Regions from separate parts of the Homo sapiens genome. Here region 1 is linked to region 2. A link is a loop called in an ENCODE intact Hi-C map of the cell type or tissue named here. Cell type or tissue: body of pancreas. All regions are shown on one strand. Each heading gives the region's core, and the rest is flanking DNA. Links, peaks and the distances in the headings are about the cores only. Region 1 overlaps LOC105375010 (a long non-coding RNA gene). Region 2 has its middle 31 kb from the start of HCG9.

Region 1 (5,377 bases), core at 214-5,213, 150 kb after region 2:
AATGGTTGCTTAGTGGTTTCTCACTGTGGTTTTACTTTGCATTTTTCCCTGAACTGGCCATTCATATATCTTCTTTTGCAATGTTTCAGATTTCTCTACAGATTGTGGAAGGTGCTAAATAAAGATGAGTCCTCTTTCTCTAGTGCTGGACCTAAAGCAGAATGTTCAGAGTCCCTCCACATATCCCAATCCAGCCAACCACATACCATGTTTGCCTCCAGAAGCTCCTACTCCTTCATCCGTCTTTCACGGTCTATCACTTCATTCTGGCTTAAGCTCACACTCCTCCAGGAAGTCAGTTACTGTGAAGGTCACTAACATGCTCAGTATTGTCATGTCTCCACCTGTCTTTACTTCTCTGTAGCTTTCCTCACACTCAACGACTCCTTTTTATTTTGCTCAATTTCTGTGGATTCACTTCACAAATTTTATTATAAGGTAGTTCTAGCTAGAAGAAAAAATAGAGAATTATAAGAAATCTTTGTGAAGCTGCCACCCAGGTTTGTCAATTTGTGACATTTTAATATTATTGGCTGTATGTAGTATACATAGAAAATAACAGAAACACGTGTAGATAGCCCTGATTTTCCACAGTTCTGTTATGCATGTGTTTCAGTCAATACTGTACTGAGCAAAGCAAGAACTGTTGGTGAATGTGTGTCTTGAATTTGCTGTATGCCCCTATATTCTTACTAAGTTTTAAAAAGTCTCTTGTTTTTGTTTGTTTGTTTGTTTGTTTGTTTTTAACATGGTTTCACTTTGTCACCTGGACTGAAATGCAGTGGCACAAACACAACTCACTTCAGCCTCTACCTGCCAGGCTTAAGCAATTCCTCCCTTCTAGGCCTCTTGAGTAGCTGGGACTAGAGGTTTGCGCCACCATGCCTGGCTAATTTCTGTATTTTTTGTAGAGAAAGGGATTTATCATGTTTCCCAGACTTGTCTGGAACGCCTGGGGTCAAGCAATCTGCCCACCTTGGCCTCCCAAGATGCTAGGATTATGGGTATAGGCCCCCTTGCCTGGCTTTACTTTTAGACTTTTTATAAATTGTTTCTTGCTGATTTTGTTATGCATTTGCTTGCTTTTTCCGTTAACATGGTCTATGAGATGGATCAATGTTCACACAAATAGTTCATTTGTTTTCATTGCTAGATAGTATTCCATGGGAGGAATATGCTACAATTTATCTCTTCCCCACTTCATTGACCTCTACATAGTCTTTATTAAAGACACTGCTGCAATGAACATGCTGGGACATTGCTTTCTGGTTCCAAGAATATGTGAGCTCCCCTAGGATATGCATGTAAGAGTGGGGTCACTGCACCCTTCCCATATGATGCTACATGATGTCAAATTGTTCTCTGAAAGAAATAATCCAAATGCCTATCAGTAGGGAGCTGGTTAAAAAGCATTGCATTCAAAAAGGGTAATCTCTATTTTAAAAAATGCATGCCTATACAGTGGATTGCCAAGAAATTTTTGAACAAAAAAAAGAAAGACATAGTGTAGTTCTTGATATTTCTTCATGGGATGGTCTCCGTGATACAATGGTAAGGGAAAACAGCAAGGTACAGAAAAGCATATGTAGTTTGCTAAAATTTGTGTGCAAAGGGAGAAAGAACATACACATATACATTTATATTTGCTTGCACAGTCACAAAATACCTTTGAAAGAATAAGCACTGCCTGATGAGTTTGGAGTGAGAGATGGTCAGGATGATTTCCCGCACAGTCAGGTTGTTTGAAGGGAGGGGAAAAGAGCAAGCAGCAAGTTTTGTGTTTCTGCAAAGACAGAGACAGTGCAGGAGACACTGAGAGCCTGGAGTGTCCGGGAAACCCGAGTCTTTCTGCCATTTCCCCACTTCTGTGTATCTGGCAGGGGGTGGTGATTTCTCATCCTTGAACCTAATTGCACTGTCAGTTGGCCCCTCAGGCCTGGGCAGATGGGATGGTTCATCCCCTGCCCTGCAGCAAGAGGGCCCTGTCCAGGAGGCACCCACAGCAGGGGCAGTGCAGGTCTGTGGTCGCTCCTGCTCTCACCTGTGGTGTCTCCTGAAGAGGGATTGTCAGTTCTGGTTCCCCGTGGGCGGGAACGGTTGCCTTGTAGGTTACTGGGGCACTGGCCAGGAAAGGGGTGTGAAAGTTATGTGCTAATTTCTCAAAATTCCTGCTTTAAATGCTGATGTCCAATAAAGATGTTCGTAGTTTCAGCTGGGTCTTAAAAGGATTTCCACCAATACTAATGTTGTAACCCATATCAAATGAAACAGGAACTCAAATGTGGAGCTCCCTCTCCAGGACGGTCCATGTGGGAGACAGTGGCTGTGGCAGTGGCAATCCCCAAGTGCAAAGGGTGGGCAGAGGCAGCCTCAGGCTGAGGGGTCTCAAGAAACTTTCTACTCCACAGGGAGAAGAAGATCCCCTATGGGCTGTGAGGGCAGTGGCTTGGGTGGAATCCCTGCTAGGAATCCCTGCTAGGAACAGGAGAGGAAGGCCTTTCAGCCTCCCCAAGCAGCAGCCCTGGGGAGAAGCTGTGCTTCCAGGGATGAGTGGACCAGGCTGGAGCAAGCATGGCCCAAGTGCAGGTCATGGGCCTGGGGGTCAGGGTAGGCTCCTTGAGCAAGGGGGTTCCCAGGGTCAGGTCAGCTGCAGACCCCATAGCAGCTACATGTTTCCATGCTGGGCCTGCCATGCTGATGGGATTCTTAATGGGCTTCCCAGTTAGGAGCTGCCTGCTCAGGGCTGGAAGTGGAGGAGCACTGAGCTGCAGGTGGAGGGCAGAACCACAGTGTTTAGGGCCTGCCTTTGTGTGCAGGTGTCTCTACAGGTGAGGTGGGACTGGGGACTGAGGAAGAGAAGGACTGTGCGTGTGACCCAGCCCAGTCCTGGAAGGACATGGAGCCAGGGCCAGAGCCTCTCTTTGGGGAGTCCTCCTGCTGTCAGAGCTGGCCAGGCTTGAGAGGAGGGGAGGGCACTGGGTTTTTCCCAGGTCTTGTCCTTTGGTCCTGGGGCTCTTTTCCTCCTTGCATGGTGGCTGGTGGGCACAGGGCAGGGGCTGATGTTGATGGAGTCACGGGAGGGGACTGGCAGGGGCTGGGAAAAGTGCCATGGGAGGGAGAAAAAAGTGCAGACATCATCTTCCCTCGGAGAAAGGGTGAATCTGATTTGGGACTGACTGAGGAGGGAGAAGTCGTCAGGGAGTAAAAAGCAGCACTGTGCACCCAGGGGAGCACTTACTATTTTTTCTCTTTTCTCCAGAGCACATGAGCCTGCAAGGCCCAGATCAACACCTGACTCAGACAGAACACCAGGGCAGTGCACAGCTGGGATTTCAGTCTCTGCTCTCAGCTCCCAGGTCCACTGGCTCTACTGAGGGCACCTACACTCTGCAGCCAGGCGGCCTGGATTGAACGCCCTGCCCAGGTCTCACCAGCACTTTTTCTCTTGCTGGCTCAGCTTTCTCATCTATGAAATAGGGAATGTAACAACATTTATTTCTTGTGGTTGGGTGGATGAAAAGTGTTAGTATATATGAGGTGTTTGCAGCTGTGCCATATTATTTTTGTTATTTTGTTATGATTTTATTATATTTTAATACATTAATGTCATGTAGTTGTATTATCACAGGTGAGCTTTATGAGTGAGTGTCCTGGTGACGGCTCCTCCGGGGAGCCAAGGACCAACTTTCCTGGCACGTTGAGGTCCCCTCGCCCTGTCACACTCTCCTGCATTACCCCATTCTACTCTGTCTTCATATTTTATACTATAGATATTTAGCTTTTAAATAGACATTTCTGGTCTGTGTTTTATTTCAAGTGTCTGGGAACGGATAGAGTTGAGGTTCAAGGGAGAATGAGAGCTCTGTCTAGATGCGTTGACATAGCACAAAGAAATCTCCCCTCCTCCCTGATATCTCCCCGCCAGTTCTCAGGGAAGGACAGATTCAGAGCAACACAGACAGGTCTGGAAAGGGATGGGGGGACATCTGAAGCAAATGTTCAGGGCCTGAAGCTGTGAGAGTACACCTGCCCTACAGAGTTGGAGCCCTCATGTGATGATGCAGAGCTGAAGTGTTATATTCTGGAGGGGATAAAAAGTGCTCTGGGGTTTCCTGATTATGAAGGGTAGGGGTCAGTCTGCTTCTAGGAGATGTGGACTGAATTAGTGAAAAATAAATGCACAGGGAATGAGGATGAGTAAAGCAAGCATCAGCATCTCCCGCCATCAGTTCAGACTGATTCGGAGGTGGGGAGGTGGGATAGTTCCTGACCCTGTTGCAAGGTTTCTTTTGACTTTCTGGTTTTGGGGCACATAGATGGGTGGTGCTCTTCTTGGTCAGGGCGGCCTCAGCTCCACCCAGGTAAGGCAGTGGTGGCAGAGAGTTAGGGGAGCACCTATGAAACAGACCAAGGCAGGGATGGGAGCCCTTGGTGCAGCAGGAGTGCATGCAGGACTTGCCTGGAAGCAAGAGTATTAGGGACCCTAGTCAGGTCCTGGTCCCCTCCCTGCCTAGGCTCACAGGACAACCAGTAAAGATGCTGGAGTGGGGAATTCATTCATGGGCTATCTATCCAGAGTTGTTTATAGACATATTCTTTCAAGTTTGTATTCAGGGTTGATGTCACATACACATTTATACATGCTGTTTTATGTTTAAGTGTTTTTATATTTTGGTTAGCCCTTTATCATTGTTAAACAAAGTTGTCATTAGGCATAAACTTGCATGTTAACTGAAGCTTTTGTTTTTATTTTATTCGAAGTTACAATTGCACATAATGGAAAGAGTAAATATTTGTGCAGGACTTTCTGAGAAAAATGAGAGTCTTCTCTGCCTTTCTAGGGAGAGTCCTCTCTTCTCTATTTCTGCCTTTCTAGGGAGCAACCACTTTCAAGTTTCAGCTGATTCTTTTGACTTTACTTTCACATATCTAAGCACCAAAGCACCATTTCTTTATTAACATTGCTTGATTTTTCAGTTGCAGCCATTGACTATTGCACTGCACGATGGTGGAATCAATAGTTAAGATTACTTGTTCTCTTTCTTTTTGTATTTTTTTCTTATTTTTTAATTTATTTAAATAAATAAAAATATTCTACCTCCCCAAAACCCCTCAGGACCCACACACAGGCACTGCAGCAGCGACAGGAGGAGGGGGCGCTGGGAACAGGAAGGACACCACCGCTTGGCCTCCGGCACCGGAGGGACAACCTGGAGGGCTCCGGGAGCACCGCAAAGGTCCAAGCGGAGCCAATCCTCACAAGCCCAGGGAAGGGCAACGTGACAGGCCGGCGGGACAGCCCCACCGCCGCGAAGAGGGGCTGCCCAAAAGGCAACAGCCATAGGAGATGAGCAGGGGTGCCTGCTGCGTCGGAGAA
Region 2 (5,377 bases), core at 142-5,141:
GGCAGGATCAGGAAAAACAAGGAAAGCAGATGTGGGTCCTGGACCAACTGCCCTCCTAAGGTCTGTCCTCAGCAGGGACCTTCCCCTGACCTGTGATTACTGGGGTCAGATCCCCATCACTACAATCATCAAGGTGAGAAATCTGTCCTTCATTGTCACAGGTGCTTACAAAAGAGTAAGTGCTGGCACACAGGGCCCAGGCTGGGTAGGCCCATGAATGTGGATGGTGCTTCCCGGTAACCAGGCAGAACACATTTCTACCTGGAGCTTGAAACCCCCAGTGGGACAAGAAAACTCAAACCCGACTCCTCACCCCTTCCCCACCTGAGCTCTTCTTCCTCCACATCACAGCAGTGACCACAGCTCCAGTGACCACAGCTCCAAGGAGAACCAGGCCAGCAATGATACCCACAATGGGGATGGTGGGCTGGGGAGAGGGCTCTGGGAAAGGAGGGGAATGTGAGGGTTCTGACCTCCAGGACCCAGCCCCGACCCTGCTAAAGGTCTCCAGAGGGGCTCCTGCTTTCCCTAAGAGACATGGCCGCCCCCATCTCTCTCCTTACCCCATCTCAGGATGAGGGGCTTGGGCAGCCCCTTGTGCTGCACATGGCATGTGTATCTCTGTTCCTCTCCAGAAGGCACTACCACAACCGCCCACTTCTGGAAGGTTCCATCCCCTGTGGGCCTGGTCTCCACGAGCTCCATGTCCTGGGTCTGGTCCTCCCCATCCCGCTGCCAGGTCAATGTGATCTCCGCAGGGTAGAAGCCCAGAACCCAGGACCTCGTTATGCCTCATGTTCAGAGAGGGGGGTGGGTCACGTGTGTCTTGGGGGGGGTCTGAAAGGAAGAGTCGGAAAACTCAGGCACTTTGCATTCCTCATGGGACACCCCAGCAGCGCCCATGTGACCATCCTGATGAATAGGACACCTGGGGTGGGGAAGGGAGCACAGAGCCCAGACACCAGCCTGGACACAGGCGCCTGGGATAATCTCCTATTCCTTGGAAAGTTCTAGTCTCTGAGCAGGGTAGCAGGGACTTCTGGTCCTGATCTGAGTGGAGGCCAAGGGACTCAGAGGAGCTGGAGTCAGACTCCGACACATTGAGTGTGAGGCAGAGAACAAGGCCCGGGAGGAAAAGTCCTGGTGCCCAAGGTTGCTGTGGGGTGAAAGGGGACCGCGGATCAGTCTTCCAGGGATTGTCTTCCCCTCCACTCCCTCAGAGACTTCATCCCTTAATTGTCCCAGGAAGAGCAGGGTGGGCCCTCAGAGTCAATCTCTGATACAGGATCTGGAAACCCAGGAGGATTCCTCTCCGTCAGGACAGGAGGGAGGGCGATATTCTGGTGGTGGTTCCATTTTCTTCCCCTCCTTGTGCGAGGCCAGCCCGGGAGATCTACAGGAGATCGAGCAGGCTCCCCATGGCCCCTGGTACCCGCGCGCTGCAGCGTCTCCTTCCCGTTCTCCAGGTGTCTGCGGAGCCACTCCATGCAGGTGCCCTCCAGGTAGGCTCTCCTTTGCTCAGCCACATTGGCCGCCTCATACTTGCGCTGGGTAATCTGAGCCGCGGTATCCGCGGCGGTCCAGGAGCGCAGGTCCTCGTTCAGGGCGATGTAATCCTTGCCGTCGTAGGCATACTGCTCATACCCGCGGAGGAGACGCCCGTCGGGCCCCAGGTCGCAGCCAAACATTCCCTGGAGGATGTGATACCCTGGCCCAGTTCCCGCGGTCAGCCCCGCCCACCGAGCCCTGGCCCGGCCCCTAGCAACCTGCGGAGATTTTGGCCTCAACTGAAGATGAAACCAGGTAAAGGCGCCTGGGGCTCTCCCGGGTCGAGGATCTCTGCAGGTCCCGCAGCCTCGGGGTCGATCTTGGACCCGGAGACTCAGGGGACCAGGGCCGTCCGTGAGGCATGGAGCGGGGAGTAAGTGATCTGCGCCCCGGGCCGGGGTCACTCACCCGCCTCGCTCTGGTTGTAGTAGCGGAGCAGGGTCCGCAGGTTCACTCGGTCAGTCTGTGCCTGGGCCTTGGCGCCCAGTGTCTGTAGGTCCCAATACTCCGGCCCCTCCTGCTCCACCCACCGCGCCCGCGTCTTCATCCTCAGACTCACGGCGTCACTGTCGACCCGCACGAACTGCGTGTCGTCCACGTAGCCCACGGCAATGAAGCTGGGCTCCCCGCGGCCCGGCCAGGAAACGGCGGTGCTGAAATACCTCATGGAGTGGGAGCCTGGGGGCGAGGAGGGGCTGAGACCCGCCCGACCCTCCTCCCGGCGCGGCTCCCCGGGTCCTGCGCCCCAGCCAGGTGGACCTTTCGCTCCTCACGGCAGAGGCCGTTTCCCTCCTGACCCCGCACTCACCCGCCCAGGTCTCGGCCAGGGCCAGGGTCCCCGAGAGCAGCAGGAGGAGGGTTCGGGGCGCCATGACCCCATCGTCGGCGTCTGGGGAGACTCCGAGTCCCGGTGGGTGCGTGGGGACTTTAGAACCGGGGCCGCGCGACGCTGATTGGCTTCCCTAGAAACCCGACACTCAGTGGGAGTGAGAACTGGGTCCGCGTCGTGAGTGTCCAGGAAGAAGGACCCGTCGCAGGCTGGGAGAGGGAGAAGAGAAACTCTGCGGAGATGGGGAATCCCCAATGCTGCACCTCCCCAGCCCATGCACCGCCTTCGGGGCCTGAGACCCTGAGAGCCATGCCTGGGGCTCTGGGACTTCGCCCTGACCCCGCTCCTCCTGTGACAAACGCTCTGTCTCAATGTTCCCTGAGTCTTGGTCCAGGAGCTGTCCGAGAAACCAGGAAGAAACCCTCAGCTTGGGCCCCGTCCCTCTCCTTTCACTTTTCATCCGGGAATTCCTGTCCCTGAAATGGACTCCCTGCTTCCCCGCTGCTTACCTGTTCCCCTGGACTCTTCAAAAAGAAAACTCACCCCAGGGAGCTTGGTGCCAGAGAGGGAGCTCTCCCTGGGAATGGAGGTGTAGAGACAGAGGTTTTTTTCTTTTATTTCTTTTTTCTTTTTCTTTAAATCTGGAAAAGTTGTGCCTGGGTGCATGAGATAGTATAGAGACCAGTTTGCTTTTTGTGTATTAACTACAGTGGGTAGCAGAATCTTGGTAACCCCTGAATGATCAGGAATCTAATCGGTAAAAACATGTGACTTTGGCCCCTTGATATATAAAGTGTCTAAAAGCATTACAACAGGACTCACAAAGCTCCTAAGTTTCACTTTTGCAAACAAGGTATCTGTGACTCCCGCTTGTGGTGTTTTAAATTTACCTTTATTCCATAGCCCTGAGTTTCTGTGAGTCCAGGACATCTCCTCAATACAAAGTAGCCACTGTGTTCCTATGTGTTGCAACCAGGAGTCAGTACAGACTTCATTCACCTCAAAGTTGCAAGCGCTCGATGCAGTCACAATGTCCATCACCAGTGCTCATGCACTGCCTGTTTTTAGGAAGTATCCACATCTAAGTGGTGTGTATATTTCTTAGGAACACTTAGTATTTTTAAAACCTGATTAACATAAAAACAATTAGTTTTTAAGCAGACCCACTTAAGGTATTAAAGGCCAACTGCAAGTAACACCCTGCGAGGCTCTGTAGATGGATCTATTGAAATACCATTAAAAAAAGTGTTCAAACCTAAGAGTTGTGCTGCTTTTGAATTCTATCCCTCTACTCCTTTTCCTCACCTACTGCTTCTCCAGCCCTTCCCTCCGTCCCTCTTATCACTCAGCCCCTCCTCTCCCCTTAGTCCCCATCACACTGTCACTCCTGAATTGTGACACTGGCACTCTCCCGTTACCTGCTACGTGACTGTTCTCTCCACAGTGGTCCTGCTAATGTGAGTCAAAGTGTGTCATTTCTCCACCTAAAACACTCCAGTGGCTCCACCTTGGTCTTGTGAAGCTTCTAGAATGTCAGGCACGTGAGCATATGAGGGGATACCTGGTTCATTGTAGGGACTAAATTAATTTTTGTTGACTGAATGAATGAAATATGAGTATATTAAATTGCATCACAGATAATTATAAAATGCAAAACACTGAAAAAGTTCAGAAAGATTTTATTTTATGTAACTAGTGTATATATCAATTCATCAGTTCATTCCATTAGTCTGTTGAGCCTGTGTATGAATTTTATAAGACTGTGTAAAAAATTATCACAAACATTGGCTTTAAACAACACCCATTTATTGTATTTATTTATTTGTTTTTATTTATTGTATTCATTTATTTGTTTTTAGAGACAGAGTCTCTAAAAACTGTCATCCAGCGTGAAGTGCAGTCACATGATCATGGCTCACTGCAGCCTCAAACTCCTGGGCTCAAGGAATCCTCCTGCCTCAGTCTTCAGAGTAGACAGGACTGCAGACAAGTGCCACCACACCCAGCTAATTAAAAAAAAAAGTGTAGAGACGAGTGTCTCACTGTATTACCTGGGCTGGTCTCACACTCCTGGCTGCAAGTGATCCTCCTGTGTCAGCTCCTCAAATGTTAGGATTACAGGAGTGCACCACCACGCCTGGCCAAAAAACACCCATTTATCTGTTTATAGTACCTTAGTCAGAAATCTGGGCATGATGTAGATGGAATCTCTGTTCCAGGCTTCCCAAATCTGAGTCTTCATTTTGAATCCTCCTTTAGGCTTATACAGAGGTGGCAGAATGTGCTTTCTTGCAGTTTTAAGACTGAGGTCCCTGTTCCTTGCTGGCTGTCAATGTAGAGAACAGGGAGGGCTGTACTCAATTCCTGGTGCCCACCAGTGTTGTTTCCTACACAGCCCCTTCATTTTCAAAGCCCACAGTGGAGGAAACCCCTCATGCTGAATCCCTCTCACACTGTGAATCTCTATGCTCAGGAAGAACCCAGTCCTTTCAAGGACTCTCCTGATTAGGACAGTCCAAGCAGCATAAACCCAGCCTGAAGTCAACTAATTGAGCCCCTTTATTATGTCTGCTAAATTCCTTCACAGCAGCACCTACATTAGAGTTGGTTGAATAACTGGGGGAAGGTGAATGACCAGGAGGTGGTTGTTGGGGCCATCATAGAATCACTCTAGCAAGGGATGAATCTTCCTTTTGTGTTTAATTGGGACACAGTTGGAAATTGAAGTTCAAGTAAAGTGATCATTGTGAACGATAATAAAATACATCCTCTTCAGCCATGGAACTTCTCCTTTCCTTTTAAAACTAAGTTACATGTTTAATGTCTTATAATTAAGTTAGGCAGGGGTGGTGGCTCACGCCTGCCATCCTAGCACTATGGAAGGCAGAGGAAGGCAGACTTGTTGACTCCAGAAGTTCAAGATCAGCCTGGGCAACATGGTGAAACTCTCATCTCTACAAAAAAACTAGAAAATTAGCCTGGCATGGTGGTTCATGACTA

The links. Hi-C counts contacts between places; a loop is a spot of excess contacts. Peaks named below come from ENCODE experiments on the same cell type or tissue, not always from the same donor. Only the 100,000 strongest peaks of a DNase experiment are listed, where the experiment ranks them.
Region 1: it touches region 2 in a loop (4-fold over the local background); 109 of 110 quality-filtered maps call a loop at or near these places.

The regions. Positions count from the first base shown.
Region 1 is chr6:29,850,369-29,855,745 of GRCh38, reverse strand. LOC105375010 (a long non-coding RNA gene) reads left to right here. Exons shown (of 4, transcript XR_926681.2): 2 at 3,260-3,424; 3 at 5,117-5,377. It also overlaps the pseudogene MICF. Among named protein-coding and RNA genes, the nearest start is that of HCP5B, 21 kb to the left of the region's middle. In body of pancreas, for the core only: no CTCF peak of the experiment used is centred there; no DNase peak of the experiment used is centred there.
Region 2 is chr6:30,003,649-30,009,025 of GRCh38, reverse strand. It overlaps the pseudogene POLR1HASP, the pseudogene HCG4P3 and the pseudogene HLA-J. Among named protein-coding and RNA genes, the nearest start is that of HCG9, 31 kb to the right of the region's middle. In body of pancreas, for the core only: no CTCF peak of the experiment used is centred there; DNase peaks (open chromatin) are centred at 1,635, 2,175 and 2,545; H3K4me3 peaks cover 1,644 bases.